Regions from separate parts of the Mus musculus genome. Here region 2 is linked to region 1. The links are chromatin loops, found by intact Hi-C in ENCODE. Cell type or tissue: heart. All regions are shown on one strand.

What was found. A loop is a pair of places that touch in the nucleus more often than their neighbours do. Peaks named below come from ENCODE experiments on the same cell type or tissue, not always from the same donor. Only the 100,000 strongest peaks of a DNase experiment are listed, where the experiment ranks them.
Region 2: a loop joins it to region 1, with 2.4 times the contacts of the local background. A loop is called at or near these places in 3 of 42 quality-filtered maps.

Annotation. Positions count from the first base shown.
Region 1 is chr14:22,153,215-22,161,214 of GRCm38, reverse strand. The region is part of intron 2 of Lrmda (leucine rich melanocyte differentiation associated); the gene reads right to left. Among named protein-coding and RNA genes, the nearest start is that of Gm41107, 130 kb to the right of the region's middle. In heart, no CTCF peak of the experiment used is centred here; no DNase peak of the experiment used is centred here; H3K27ac peaks cover 481 bases.
Region 2 is chr14:21,991,949-21,999,948 of GRCm38, reverse strand. It overlaps A330001L22Rik (a long non-coding RNA gene), which reads right to left. Exons shown (of 2, transcript XR_001781181.2): 1 at 5,825-8,000; 2 at 1,379-2,393. Among named protein-coding and RNA genes, the nearest start is that of Zfp503, 6.3 kb to the right of the region's middle. In heart, no CTCF peak of the experiment used is centred here; DNase peaks (open chromatin) are centred at 4,318 and 6,188; H3K4me3 peaks cover 3,385 bases; H3K27ac peaks cover 1,561 bases; H3K27me3 peaks cover 4,407 bases.

The sequences.
Region 1 (8,000 bases):
CACCCAACATGTATGGACACACACACACATACATGCATGGTCACACATGCCCTGTGTGCACATGCATACACGCACCCACACACACACACAGACACACATACACGTAAACACACATACACATATCTATCTAGCCCCATCTAGTCTTGGTTTCATAGAGGACACTTCCAGCAGTGGATGCTTATGTCACCACTAGAAGACAAACATTCTTTCAAAAGATGTGAGACCAGGAATAGTTTCAGTGCCCATGAGAGTGACGAGCATCTTTTTCCATCAGCCAGACACACCATGCCAAAGAATCTTACTGTACAGCCAGAAAAAGGGGTGGGGGGTCCTTTCCTGTGGACTCTATCTCTTGTTCTCTAAGACACTGAGCATTGCTTTGTTCCCATCAGTGCTGACATCCCTGTCTTATAAAGAATGACTAGAGAGGACATCTTAGCACAAGGGGCAAATGTTTCTTTCTGTTTTCCCACTACTAGTGTTTGAGATAAACAATCCCACAGCGGAGAAACTTACTGGGCTCTACTCTCTATTCCAGCCTAACATGGAAAACACAGGACATATTTAGATGGAGAACAGACGGCCTCTTGATTGGAGCTTGCTGTAAGCCACGAAGTACAACAGTGTCTCCTCCTCTTAAACAGGGACTATCAGCTGAGCAACTAGAAAAGCAACAACAGCACTGGAAGGAAAAGAGCCTTAAGAAGACATAAATCAAACTCAGAAAATTAACTTAAAATCCAAGAGTCTCCTTGCCCAAGCCCAGACTTCTCCACGCCACAGCCGCTAGTCACAGGAGCCATGCAGTGGTATCAGCTAGTCATGGCGACTGGGGCTGATGTGAGCAAACTGTCTTAGTGAGCGTCTTTCTTTCCTCTAGCTACTAGAAACCTGTGAGAGAATCCTCTCTTACTCTAGTTCTCTGGGAGCATCCTCCCTCATTTCAGTTCCCCACAACTTGCATCAAAGAGAAACTTTAACATGGCCATAGAGCACAGACCAACTGCAAAAGTTCTGGCAAGGAATAGCTGGAGATGACAGAGGTGATGATGATAGACATGAACCCTTGTAAAGAAATTCAACTCCTGTGCCTTAAAGGGTCTGAACAGTAATTCTGGCCCCACACTAATACTCCAAGAATTTTTCCAAAAATTTTCTGTCATTTACTGTATTTTATCCCCAAGGATGCTTGGATTTCTACTGTAACAGAAAATCTAGATTATGTATTTTTTTAATTTATTTTTATTATACATATAATTATTATAGCATATATAATTATATATGATGCTATATCATATATAGTTATATATTATATCTAATTATATAATAGTGTTATATATTATATATCATGTAGCATATTACTATATTACTACATATTATACATCTGTAATACATATACTATATATATACTAAATATGCATTATAATAAATATTTTATATATCATATAACATATGTTACATACATACCCATATACATGATATATAATATATACTTTATATTATATGATATATGAACTATGATTATATAATTATTACATATAATTATATAATAGTGTTATATGATATATGACACATAAAATGTGTTATATATTGTGATATATAGTACATATCATATAATATATAAAATATTATATATCCTTGACTTTCTGAAATGCCCAAATTAAATATGAAAGCTTCCTAAAAAGTAAAATCAGGTCTAACTTTCTCTTTTTGCACAGTGAACTTGATTCTATGGTATACAAATGGCAGCCCAGGGATGACTTAGTCACTAAAGCATTCACCTTGCATGATAGAGGGTAACTAAGGAACTGAGCATAGTAGAGGGTGTTTGTGATGCCAGCCCCAAGGAGGCAGAGACAGATAGATCCCCAGGGATACTAGACAGCCAACTTAGCCTACTTGGTATGTTGCTTGCTAGTTCTACCAAAAAGAAAAAGAAAAGATAGAAGGAAGGAAGGAAGGAAGGAGGGAAGGAAGGAAGGGAGGGAGGGGAGGAAGGAGGGAAGGAGGGAGGGAGGGAAGGAAGGAAGGAAGGAAGGAAGGAAGGAAGGAAGGAAGGAAGGAAGGAAGGAAGAGAAAGTACAGAAGTAAAAGAAGATAACACCCAAGGGAGTCACATAAGGTTGACCTCTGGCCTCCACGTGCTCTTGAACATATATGCACTAAATAAATAAAATACGAGTGGAAAGTCAAAAGGGGAATGGATAATTGGTGCTGAAATCATACATGAGAGTCACGAGTCAAGTGATAAAACTGGAGATCAGACAGATCAGATGTCTCGTTCAACACGGGAAAAAGCGAAAACCTGCATCTCCTAACACTAACTTCATCATTTTGCTCTCATTAAACTATACAGCTTCAAAATTCAAAATTAGTAAATAGGGAGGTATGCGTGCATGCACATGTGTGTGTGCGTGCATGCGCACACTCACTGAATCTGGATCTCAGTGATTAAGCTAGGCTGGTTGACCAGAAAGCCCTGGGTCCTCCTGTCTCCAGCACTGGGTTGACAGGCACGTGCCACTGTACCCAGCCTTTTATACAGGTGCTGGGGATCCAAACTTCATGCTTGTACAGTAAGTACTTTACCAACCGAGCCATCTCCACAGTCATTAGTGGATTTCTACCATCCCAACTGTGTGTATCAAGATCTTGGGCTGTCTTCATCCACCCGATACTAGGGATACGGCATCGTGGACAGGAGCCAATAATTTCATGTTCAATATAGCAAATTTTACCTTAATCTTTAGAAACTGAATGCACACCAGTGACTGAATTGGCTCCTTGGTCAGGCATTAAGTCTCCCAGGGTGTGTAGGGAGACCTTTAATGTAAGGGGACTAACCTGGGGTAGCAAAGACAACCGTGAGTGTGATCTGTGAATCCCTGAAACCAAAAGCAAATTGAAATGTTCATGTGCTTCTTGTTTAAAGCAAACAGCCTTCCTTTTCATCAGATTATTAAATATTTCCCCTTATAGTCCCAAGAATCAGCAAACTCATACAATTACTCTCTCAAAGATCTGATGTCTGGCCTCTCATAAATTTCCATCACTTTCCGTCTACTAAAATTACTTTATATGATTGAAATGAATTTAATCATATTTGGGAGAATTTTCTTTCCTTTTTCTTTTTCTTACCATAAAGACTCAGGCAAAGTGTGGAGGTGGCTCAGGCTATCACCACTGACTGTCACTGACAGAATTCATTTTAAAAGTCCATTCTTAATCATGACACAGACCCTAAACTTCACTTGCTTTAAAAGAGAAGCTGCCAAAATGAAACTTTCATGATTTCCTTCTTCACTTGGGATCTACTCTAGGAAATGGTGACTTTTAAAAAACTTTAAGGTCAGGCTGACTATATACAGAATGGCATGCCCCTGAAATGCATAAACCAATGGCATTAGGCACTAAGATATAAGGGTCCTCTTTAGTGGAAAACTGGGTTACTGTACATTTGAAATCTAACTACCCCTCATAAACATCTTCAATACATGTGAAATAGCAGGGTGGACAGCTTCTCTCACACTGAGGGTCATTTATGGAGCAGTCAAGGGCTGGTGGGGAAAGAGGCATGAAGAGGGACGAGGCTTTATAAAACGAATAACTTTTTCTCATTCTCGATATTTCTTACGTCCTTTTATAACAAATTGCTTGGCTCTTGAGAGCAGACTCATAAAAGGAGTGAAATATATTTTTCTATCCTCAGTCTGAACTTTTTTTTTAGTACATAAAGTTGTAATGACCCTTTCCAAACAATGAGCTAATACTTCAAAAATTTCCATTGTTCCAAAGACACAAATTACCTTGCGCATCTATGTCCATCAACAGAATGAGGAAGGAAAACACATGAAAGTCATTTCAAAGACATCTCCTAGGAGTTATACTTGGAAGCTGGAGAAACCCAATAATCCCCCTACCTAGATAAATTGAGTTTTCCAAATGACTGGGGGGATCAACAGCGGAGCAGGGCCAAGCATTTGAATCTTATAAAAGAGGCTCTGTATTAGCCTCTGGGGAGCCAGTCCAACATGCAGCAACTTTATGGCTGGTCGACCTCTTGAAGCCACAGCCCCACCTTGAGTGGAAAGGAACCAAAACAAAACGCTATCTTCCAGCAATTTACACAGTGCAAATGGAATTTCTCCAAGCTCCGAAAATAGGTTTATTCAGTTCGTATGTGATCCCACCCTTTCCCTTTAAACAAACAGTCGTTGCTTAGTCACTCAAAATCAAAATCCCTCCCCCTTTAACCTCAAATCATCAATGACAGTAACCATGTGTCATTTGGGATGTTCAGAGAGTGTAGTTTCTTACTAATAAGAAGTCTGACCAGATCTATTTGTAAATACATCCGGAGCCTGACAAGTACTCCTTACCTCTTCTCCCATGATCGGATCTGGTCCTGAGTTCCCCAAACTGGGATTCAGAAAAGCTGTCCATAGCTCAGTTAAGTAATTATCAATTTCTGAAGCTAACACTCTGGAGAAGAAAAGACACACAAAACCCTTCTGGTAGAGAAAAGAAAGTTTTGAAGGGAAGTAGGTTAGTAGCACTTGTCAAGTCAAAACTCATACTTCTGAGGAAACATTCTAACATCCTCTAGTCTGAAAGACCATGGGTCAAAGCCTGACTTTGGCAACAGACCCTGTCCAAGTTACTTCTCCTGAAGCTCCTTTGTGCCGTGTAACCTGGCAATGATAATGATAACTTTCACCTGGATCATAGCGCTGAGGTGAGGGAAATGTGCAAATGCTTGGACAACTCTAAGCAGAGGCCAGGCCCTTGCAACACTGTATCTGTCGTTTGGCTGAAGTGATGGCTCCATTTTAACTATCAAAATCAAGGGAAGGAAAGCAGGTTGTAATGTTTCGTTCCCTGTAATCCTATTGTCCTAGACAGAAATTCCCTCCCGTTGCCTTTGTTTCCACCTACAAACAAAAAGCCCTTTCCCTTGGGTTAAGTATTAGAACAGCACAGAACATTCCTGAGATTGCCCTTAGCCCATTACTTTCTGGAGAATTGGATTGTTCTGAACTCTGTCCTTCTCCCCTACCACCATCCCGCCCCGTGGCATCTTCCTTTGTGGTTCCCAAGGGGTCAAATTAACTTACAACAAAATCAGCTTTCCCTTTCCCTAGGCCTTTAAGACGAGGGTAGGGATTCCCAGGCCAGAGAAGCCCCTTTGAGAGGCTCCCAAGCTTCTCAAACTAACAGGCAAGAAAGAGCAGCCATTCATGGGACAAATAAGCGATTTGCATTTCCAAGGATGTGGGGAAACATATTAGTTATAATTAGCAAACACACAGAGTCCCCCTGACAGCTTCACTTTACAGACCCTTGAATGTTTGACAAGAAAAGGTCATGTTTTGTAAAATCCTCAAAAGGTCATTCAATAACAAATCACATGAATGAAATCGCAAGGGTTCTGGAGGTTAACAGAGACACCACAGGCAGTAAAGTGGGTTTTAAGGTAAACAAGGAAGAGTGGAAATGGCTGGGCCTCAGCCCTGGAAGGGGGAGCTGCTGAGAGCAAGTCTCTAATTTACCAAACACTGTAATTTCAAGGCATTTTCTTTGCACTTGGAGATTTAACACGGAGTGCTGTTTCTGGAGTTGTGCACACTTGGGGGATTAGCAGATAACCGCCCAGCCCTATTTCAACAGTTCTTCCAAAGGTCTGGGCTGACCTTCACTGGGTTGTTTGTTGTCGTTGTTATTTTAATGTGTATTTTTTATTTAATAAGCCATACGAGGGGATTCCAGTTAAAACATATAGGTGGCTGTATATATGGCATATAGACACCTACCTATTCCAGGGGGCACACCGCACATTCCTGAAGCACTTCCAAGTGTGGAAACTGGAGACCTTCCAGCATTTTCCTCTGGCACTTTGACCTGCTCATGACCTCTTCCAACCCAGGTCTATTTTCTTCCTCCACAAAAGCCAGCAGCTCATCTCTCACAGTCAGGAGCCTCCAAGCCTTGTTTACACAGGGTAATTTAGCTACAGGATCAGCAGGGAGAGGAGAAGCAGGAGAATGCATCTGGCCTAAAGGCCAAACGCTTGATTCAGGATTACAGGGTGGACAGGTTTATAGGAGGGCTCTCTCCAGGATGGAACCAACTGGCTGGTGGCACTCCAGAAAGTTCTGGCCAACACAAGGGATGTGGGGGCTCCCTTCGAGTAGTTTCAGAGTTGGCACATGCCTCACATAGAGTGCTGAATGTTAAGATGAAGAATGCTATGACAGAAGAGCCCCAGCTCCAGATGACCTGAAGAGAACAGTAACCTTCTGGGTGCCCATGGACAGGACGCCGCTCCCAAGGAAGGGGCATGATGAAACTGGCAATAGCAAACCTATTGCCTCACTTGTTCTGTGACCTTAAGCTGGTCCACATGGGAGCCCCGTGCCTCAGTTTCCCCAGCTATACAATGGACTCCTAGTGGAGGAAACAAAGGCTGGACGAGAAAGCCACATGTTCCTTATCTAGCACAGACCCTGACTCTGATCACCACGAACAGTCACACTCCCGTCCAAACCCAGTCCCGTGGAGCAGCTACTTTCTAAGGTCCCTCATTGCTCGGTGTGGTAGCTCTCTGTAGATATTTACATCTTAATTAAAGTGAAATACAATTTAGACCCCACACCCTCAGCCACAATGGCTTGTGTCTCAAGCGTTCCATCACTGCCTGGGTCTGGTGACTCTCACACTGGGAAGTGTAGAAATCCACAACTCCCGCCAATGCCACTGCAGGCTGTTCTAGTAACATTACCTCACAGGCCCCACCCTTCACCCTCTAACACCTCAGCTCCCGTGAGCCATGCCCACCGTGAGTCTGCCCTTCACACACAGCCTGACAGATAGCTGGGCCTAAAGCATGTCCCCTCACCTCTACAATTACCTGCTGACCATCAGCTCTACTAGGCTGGTGACCGTGTGACAAGAGTGACGGTCAGAACCAGGACACCTCACTTTGTCTTTCTTGCCAACTATTTTAGCTTATTTGCCACGGGTACAGGGTATAATTAATATCGCACGGGAGCCAGCATTGTCATTTTTCAAATCATTTCCCTGGAAATGTTCTACACCTCTTAATGGCCCTGCTAATGCTGTAGCTGTCATGTTTTGGACAGCTGCACTTTTACAAGACAAACTCAATAGCGCCAGGAGACTCTGCAGACTTTTTAGCTCAGAGGCTCAGAGGCCATGCACGCCAGCCGGTAATGGCTAGATGGAAATCTTTGATTAATTTTTTTTTTTTTTTACTCCTTGGTGCAGAGTGTTTCTCAAATGTCACCTCTGAGGCTTCTCTCTCTAGTCACCTCTCCTCGCCTCTCTGCACCCCCATGCCCACAGCCCCTCTTCTGGACCACCTGATACACAAAGGTAAGAGGAAGACAGGCCCAGATCATTGTGGCTGATTAAAGTCAGGACACTGTCCAGAGGTGAACACATCTGGACAAAAGCCAGACCCTCTTGTTAAATGCAACACACTAAGAAAGTAGGGTCCTTCATGCCTGAATTTATCTTTCAGAAATATTTTTTTTTCCTTTCTGACAACTTCTTAATGAAAATTGTTGAATTTCTCCATATACTGGATAAATTTAAGAATGGCAGGAGGAGGAAGGAAGGAGTTATACTAGAAACCTCACAGGGGCTGGGCACTAGACAGAAAAGCTGTACCAATACTTAACAGACTCCAAGGATGACAATGCTTTTGGACAAAGGGGAGAAAACCCCCACTGGATTGTTTTAAGCAGCAACAGAACATTTTGCTGTTGGTTTTTGCAAGTTAATTTTATTTTTCTGAGCTGAGGACATAGCTATTAGTACAGGCAGGCCTGGTCTCATGAAAGCCCTGGGTGAAACCCACTGTACTTCATAAACTGGGTACAATGTGGCACAATTATTACCCCAAAACTCAGGAAGAAGAGGCAAAGTGGATGAAGGTCAGCCTCAGCCGTCAGGTGAGCTCAAAGCCAGTCTGAGCGCTA
Region 2 (8,000 bases), 160 kb after region 1:
AGGCTCGCTTTGCTGTTCACTTAGACTTTTCCTTGTGGTCATGGTGGCTACTGCTCTAGATGTTTGGTTCAAGTTCACGGGAGAAGAGAGAACGGAGAGTGAGAGACAGACCAGAGCATTTGCGACATCACCATGGAGGATGTCATAAGTGTATGTCACAACATTCCTCTTCTGCTTGGCCACATGATCCCCATTTACCACAAGATGGTCTCATGGCCATCTCTAGCTGCAAAGATGGCTGGGAAAGAAGACAGGAGAGTTATGATTGTTCTACACTGATCTTAACCTACTTCCTGGACCTGACACATCATTACATTGCTGAGGAGAAGAAAAGAGGAAGACAACAGCATAGCTAGCAACAGACTTGGTCATTGCAGGATTAGAAGTTGGTTGAGAATGGGGACAAGGGCCATCTCAGGAAGTGGGGCAGAGGTAGAAAAATATACTGACTGGATGGTGATGGTGCATACCTTTAATCCTAGTACTTAGGAGGCAAAGACATGGGGAATCTCTGAGTTCAAGGCCAGCCTGGCCAACAGAGTGAGTGAGATCCAGGACAGTCAAGTGTACACAGAAAATCCCTGTCTCAAAAAAAGGAAGAGGAGGAGGAAGGGAAGGAAGAAGAGGAAGAGGATGAAGAAGAGGAGGAGGAGGAGGAAAGGAAGGAAAGAAAGAGAGAGGGGGAGGGAGGAAGGGAAGAAGGAAGGAAGGAAGGAAGGAAGGAAGGAAGGAAGGAAGGAAGGAAGGAAGGAAGGAAAGAAGGCAGGCAGGCAGGCAGGCAAAAAGAAAAGAAAAACACATGACATGTAGTGAGAACAAAGAAATTTAATTTGGTTTTTGTATAGACTATTGTAATTTGGTACTCTGTACTACAAAAATAAAATCACTGGTTGCAATAATACAGGCACAAAATTTTATTAATTAAAGAAACATGGTAGCGGGGTGGGAGGAGGTATGGAATGTGGAACAGTTAGAGGGTGGACCAGGAAAGGAGAATAAAATCTGGAGTGTAAAAAAATAAAAAAATAAAAAGATAATAAAAGACAATAAAAAAAGAAACATGATAGCAATCTATTTGTGCATTGATGGTAGAATGGTTGAATAAACATGCATATATATATATATATATATATATATATATATATATATATGCATGGCTGGAGAGATGGCTCAGCAGTTAAGAGCACTGACTGCTCTTCCAGAGGAACTGGGTTCAAATCCCAACACCCACATGCCAGCTCATAACTGTTTGTAACTCCAAGATCTGACACCCTCACACAGACATACATGCAGGCAAAATGCTGATGCATGTAAAATGGAAATAAATAAATAAAAATTAACATTAAAGAAGTAGCTTAAAATAATACATACATTTATATGTATTTATATTTTTTATATATCATTGTGAAGTTTTAAAACAAGTTAGCCAGCACTGGAGAACCTAACTGAGTTACATGGAGAAACCATGTCTTAAAGAAAGTAAAGGGGAGTCAGGGTAGACAGTGAGATGCTTGCTGCTAAGCCTGAAGACCTGTGCTCAGTCACCAAAACTCACATGGTAAAAGGAACGAATTTATTACTAAAAGTTGTCCTCTAGCCCCTATATAGGTGCTGTAGCATGTGCATGCATGAGTGTATAGCACACACACACACACACACACACACACACACACACACACAAACAGATAAATGTATCTTTTAAAGTAATGGCTGGGCTGTAGCTCATGGGGTAAGGTACTTAGATAGAATGTTCAAGGACTCTGAGTATGATCCCAGAACCTGAACACACACACACACCCACACACAACATCATCATCAAAAAGTACACTCAAAACTAGCTAGCACTGGAAACCAACCTCAGGAAACTAAGTGGGAAATGGAGAGGAGGTGGGGTGATCTTTTTATTTTTTTCTTTCTTTTTATATTTTTGAAATTTTCCTGGCTGATATGAACATACATAACTTTGGTGTGCAACTCTAAGCTTTCTATAAGTAGTCTAAAACCGAATTATTTTCTGAAGAGTTAAATGTTATGCATGGACAACAGGGAATCACTGAGGGCTTCTGATCAAGGGAATGATGTAGTCAAGGAAACTAGCCAGGCAGGTATGACAGATGGATCAGAAGAGCAAGAGTCTGAGATAGGCAGGAGAATGAGCCAGCTATCATAGCAGCAAAGAACTGACAGAGATTACTAAATGTGAAGAGGGCCAAAAGAAAGAGGGCCACCAGGATGGGCAGCTCATCCAGGAGAGTCTTAAACCCTTGATGTGTTTGCCTGAACTGGGAGGAATGGTCATGAGGAGAGGCAAGTTTCCTCCTTCATCCTGTCAATCAGCACACCTTCCACTCTGAACGTCCAAGTAAGGTGTTGCTCCTCTTCAACTCCTCCAGCTTTCTTGAAAAAAAAAAAAAGATTTATTTATTTTATGTGTATGAGTATACTATTGCTTTCTTCAGACACACCAGAAGAGGGCATCGGATCCCATTACAGATGGTTGTGGGCCACCATGTGGTTGCTGGGAATTGAACTCAGAACCTCTGGAAAAGCAGTCAGTGCTCTTAACCACTGAGCCATCTCTCCAGCCCCTCAAGCTTCTATTTAATTGACATTTACAACATAAAAATCAACATAGTCATATTTCTCATGAGATTTGTGTATTATTTCCCCTCTCTAAACTGAGAACGTCCTAGGATCTGAGAAGACTTCATGGTGCCCCTTCCAAAGTGCAGTGAGCCTAAGATGTAATTATCCACACAATCGACATCATTGAGTTTATTTATCTTCATCCCTTGGAAGAAAGGGCTCTGTCCTTGGAGTTTACCATCCCAGGGAGAAGACAAACTCTCCACAGAACATCCTGTTACAGCTGAGGTTACAGGGTACGCATGAGGTGGCCTCTACTTGACGCTCTAGGAAAGGGAAGGGGAGTCAGATGGAGAGAACAGGACAGAAGGCATCAGCAAAGCCCTTGGGGTGGGAAGTAGCCTGGCCTATTGGAGCAATCAAAAGAAAGCCAGGGATAGTGGGAACTCTGGGTGAGTGGGAGCAAGAGGCTAAGACCCCGGGAAGCCAGATCAGATCAGCCATGAGAAACAGGTCCATAGTGGTGCTAAGAACCACTAGAAACCACACATGTTTTTAAAAGAGAAAGAAGCCCTCAGCTTCCAGACACAGCTTTGTTGTTATCATTGTTGTTGTTGTTTGGGATTTTTGTTATTGTTGCTTGGTTTTGTTGTTGTTAATCCAGTTTCACCAGGTCTCAGGTGCTGAGATTACAGGAACAGACCACACCTACTTTGTGGTGAGTGCTGGGAACTGAGCTCAGGGCTTCTGTGTGTCTGTCCCCAGTCTTTGCTTTACTCAACCACCACTCCTACCCCCAGAGAGCTCTCTGGCCCTCCTGGCTGAGACTTCCGGGGAGAAACCAGGATGCTCAATGGTCAGCTTTCCCAGGAGGCCACTCCAGTGACACCTCTCAAATCCTCTATACAATTCAGTGCTCCTCTCAGCTCCACATGCATCCAGTTAGCAGGGCAAACATCCCAGACTTCAGAAGTCTTGCCCCAGGATCTGAAGAGAAAGGAAGGGATGTGAGGAAGGCAAGGCCGATATCTCCTCTCTGTGCTCAATTTATCTCTAAAACAGGATATTCACAGCAACTGTCTTAGAGGGTTGCTTTGAGGGCATAATTCACACAGAATTCTTTTATAGTACAGACACAAAACAATCTATCAAAAAGTGTTAGTGTTTTGTCCTTTGTTTTTCATCTTTGTTTTGTTTCCCCATCCACAGACTTCTTGCTCTAATTTGGACAACTGATTACACATGAATGGTCACTTCCTTTAAATGAGATGTAGATTTATTTAATGACATGCAGTTGCATAAAAGTACTTAATGTGGAAAAAACAGTTTTGTTCCTACTGAAAGATGAGACCCCGGAGGCACTGGTTGTACTCCCACCTATTCTACAGAACCTATGGTTGAATACCAGAGAAAGCGTGGAGGACTCTGCACCAGGTGAGTCCACCAAAGGACGGAAGTTTGGATAAATCTTGGGGGTGGGGGGTGGACTCTACCTGGGGCCTAGGCTCTTGATAGTAGGTCCTTCTGTTCTCAGGATGTAAAAAGAAAGTAAAGGCAGGTAGGAAAAGGGAGCTGCCACTGCCTTCAGGCTTTGGACTGGTACTGAAGAAACTCTCAGCTATGAAGACTGAATTGTAGGAGGCGGGTCGACGCGGCAGAGGGCGGAGCCCACGTCAGCCCTCAGCCCCACCCCAGCGGAAGTGCTGCTGGCCCTGGGCCCGCCCACCCCTGGGTCTCCCTCCCGCGCTCAATTCAGCTCCTAGAGCGACTTAAACCTGCACCCCAGCTTCGGGTCTAGAAGGAGGATCCTGGCTCGGAACAACTGGCTGCTCTCTGACCCTCCCACTTTCCCGCCCTCCCCATCCTTTCTCGGTTATCCGCGGGGCCGCTGGCGCCGCTGAGAAGCTCACAGGTAAAGTGTGGGCAAGTAAGGGCGCAGGTGTAGGTGCCTCCAGGGAAAGATTGACTTGGAGAGAGGTAGAGACTGTGTTGATCCTGCAGTGGTGGGGGAGAGAGAACGCGGAGCCCCGGAATGGTGCTGGAGCTGGGCAGATAGAAGGGGCGGGACTGAAGCCCTTCAGCTTGGGGACCGGATCATTTGTGTCCCCGCGTCTTGAGCAGTCTCCATTGTGCCTGGAAGCTGTTGAACTGAATAGATGGGGTGGGAGATGGAGCGGTGACAACTGAGGATTTTCCCCCACCCACTCTGCGTGGTGACTGCGTACTGACAGCTGCCCCACCGGGTGCGCACACTCCCATGTTTGCAGAATGAAAATCAATAAAATCGATGTACTGGCAAAGAACACGAAACACGATGGGTTGTTATTATTACTTGTGTTTGTTAAACTCTTCCTTTTTTAAACTTCTTCCTTGGAAAATGTGGCTTCAGCTTCAAAGAAGGTTACAAATTATCTTTTGGTTCCCCCCCCCCCCAAGATTAGGAAACTTGCACTTGGTCCCAAGCCGAGCGGACCTCCTCAGGAGGCCTAGCAACGTCGTCAGCGGGAGCGAAGTCCCAGGGCTTGCTCAGCTTCCAGACACAGCTTTTCTCCGCGCCCCATCATCTGCATTTTAGGGAGATGAATCCCCTCCATTTACCGGTCTCCAGTTTACCACTCCCACGCCCCAGGGGCCCCGCGCCTCCTCCCCTCCCCCCATCCCACCCCACTCCCGCTCTCCCGGTCGCTTTAAATAATGATATTTGCATGCAAGGAACGATTCATAAATATGTCAGGGCCGGTGAAATATAGGCAACATTTCAAACTTTCTATTTAAAAAACATGAATTATGGCTGCGAAAAATGTGTTCCCATTTAAAGGCGATACGAAGTATTTGGTGTCTCGTCCCCGGGCCCATCCATCATGCAGACAATAAAGAGAGTTTTTCGCCCTGACACTCGGGATTTATGGGCGCCCTTCTCTGCCCTCATCACTCACCCACTACGGCCAGCCTGGGGACAGGCCCGGCGGAGAGACTGGCAACCGCCCCCCGCCTGAGTCCAAGCGCTCAGTTTGCACCTTTGCTAGAACCCCAAATCCACGAATCTCCAAGGGAAGCGCCTCGAGTTAGGGGATCTAGAAGGGTCTGGGCAACCACGTGTGCGTGGGATCCACACACTCATCCTCCCGAAGCAAGCTTTCCTCCCGGGCTGAGGCCGAAACGGCCCTGTGAGTGCCCTCTTCAGAAGTCGGGGCTCAGAGCTGGAAGTTTGCTGCGCAGGTGGCCCCAGATAACTTACACGCTAGCTGGAAGTTAGGACACAGAGCTAGGCCAGGGACTGCTCGGATTAACTTCTAACCACTCTTCCCCGCAGAAGGTGATCTGGACTCAAATTTTCTCAAGCTGGATCAGGCAGAGTACTCTGAGCAAGGCTCTGTACAAAGCTACTTCTCCTTTACCACCCGGTGCGAACTGTAGACACCCATGCTGGGCGTCGGCAGCAGACCGGAGGTGGGCACTAAGGAGTAACAGAAATAAGGAAGAGGGTGCCTTCAATTTGCCTCTGGCCAAGCTAGGCCACCAGGTCCCCTCCCTCGTGTGCTCACACTAACTTTGGCCTCCCAAAGCCACCTCTAATTCTCTGGAGAAAACTTGCTTGAAGCAAAGTTCAGACTCTGCTGTGGAATTTGCTTTCAGTTTTCGCTGGGGGCGGACTCTAGAAACCCTGTAGGTTTCTAAAGCTTGAGCTACTAGGCCATGAAACCTTGGGCACCAAGAGAACAGTAGGGCTGAAACCACTACCTCCTAGGCATGGGGAGTCATCTCGCGCCTGCAACTGAGCCTAGGCTCACCGGTACATGCCACCCGGGAGACATTTTCAGTTGGATGCCTGCTGGTTGGACTTACTCAGTTTAATATGACACCAACGAAGGCCAGAGATATCCTCTCAATCCTAAAAATGACAAGATTGAATTTATTGCAGAGCCATGTGTAAGCTTTATCCATGTGAAGGTAAAATTATACAAACATCTCAGTGCTCAGTACCAACACCATTTATTGCTTCTGGTTTCAAGGGCACATAAGTCTGGAAATTGATGCCTATAGGATAAAAATACATATTCTTACATTCTAAATGGGTGCACATATAATTAAATTGGGAAAATTATAAAGCAAGGGTTGGTTTGGTTTTGTCCTTACTTGTGATGTATTTTTTTTACATTCCTTGCTTGAGTGTTATCGGGGCCCAAGCTAGAACTTATGTCTAATAATCACCTAGTGAATATTTCCTACAGCCAGAGCTGAATAGAGCTCTGTCTATAGCTCTTTAGGTATCTGCAGTACAGTGGAGGTGACATAAATAAATGCATAAGAAATCCAGGTAGGCAGATAACTGAGCCACCGTGCATCATTCAATATATATATATGTATGCGTGTGTATACACACATATATATTACATTATATTATATATATATATATACATACATGCATATGTAAATATACCGTATTTCTGAGTTTAGAAATAAATTATTTTCATAAGACTGGAAAGTAAGTACGAACTGAGGGACTTTGAGGGGGCTTGTGTGGGGATCCCTAGTCCTGCAGCCCAGGGCACCAAGCAGTCTGAAATAGGTCTTGTTGGATAGTCCCAGCCTTCAATCCCAGCAAAACAGCTGCCAGCTGGGGATGTTTAGTGTGGATGTTCAACTGCACAGCACCTTTGGGGCGCTTATGGATGGCGACCCCAGACAGTGTCTTAGAGAAGATCTGGCATTTAAATTAGTAGGCCCTGGATCCCTCCAACCACCCTTTCACCTCAGACACTTCAGCCAGCTCCCAGTCCTGGCTTAGTCCGGTTCTGGCAGTGGCCACTTGGGTCTGAGCTTAGACCAAAGCATATCATAGAAAGGTGGTTGGTGCTCAACTCCAAGACATTACCAAACTGGGAAGCCAGAGACACCAGCAAGAAGGCCACAATTCAGAGATCTAGAAGCCAAACCCCTTCCAGTCCTTGAGGCTCTAGCTTGAGGTCATAGAAGAAATAACCTAGGTGTATTTACTAAGAAATCCTAAGCACTCCTTCATACACTAAGTGCTGAGATCCCAACGCCCGGTGAAGCTCCAAAGAGGATATTGGCCAGGTCAAGAAGGCTGGAACTGTAAAATTCCGGGGCAAGATACTGATCCCAAACAGGGGGCTTGCAACAGCCCACATATTTAGCTATCCTGCACTGGCTGAATTAATTCCCTGTCCCCCAAATACACAAAACCTTTATGAGCCTCTAAAAGTCCTAACTTGGGAAAGAAACTAGGGGGAATATTTATTTATTTGCAGGAAAAAAGAAAGAAAGAAAGAAAACCTGGGACTCGCATGCACTCCTGTGGAGAAAGAAGGAACCCGGGCCCTGAGAATGCCCTGCTCCTGAGAACAGGACTGCCATGCAGACATTTATACGTGGAGCAGGCGGGGAGGCAG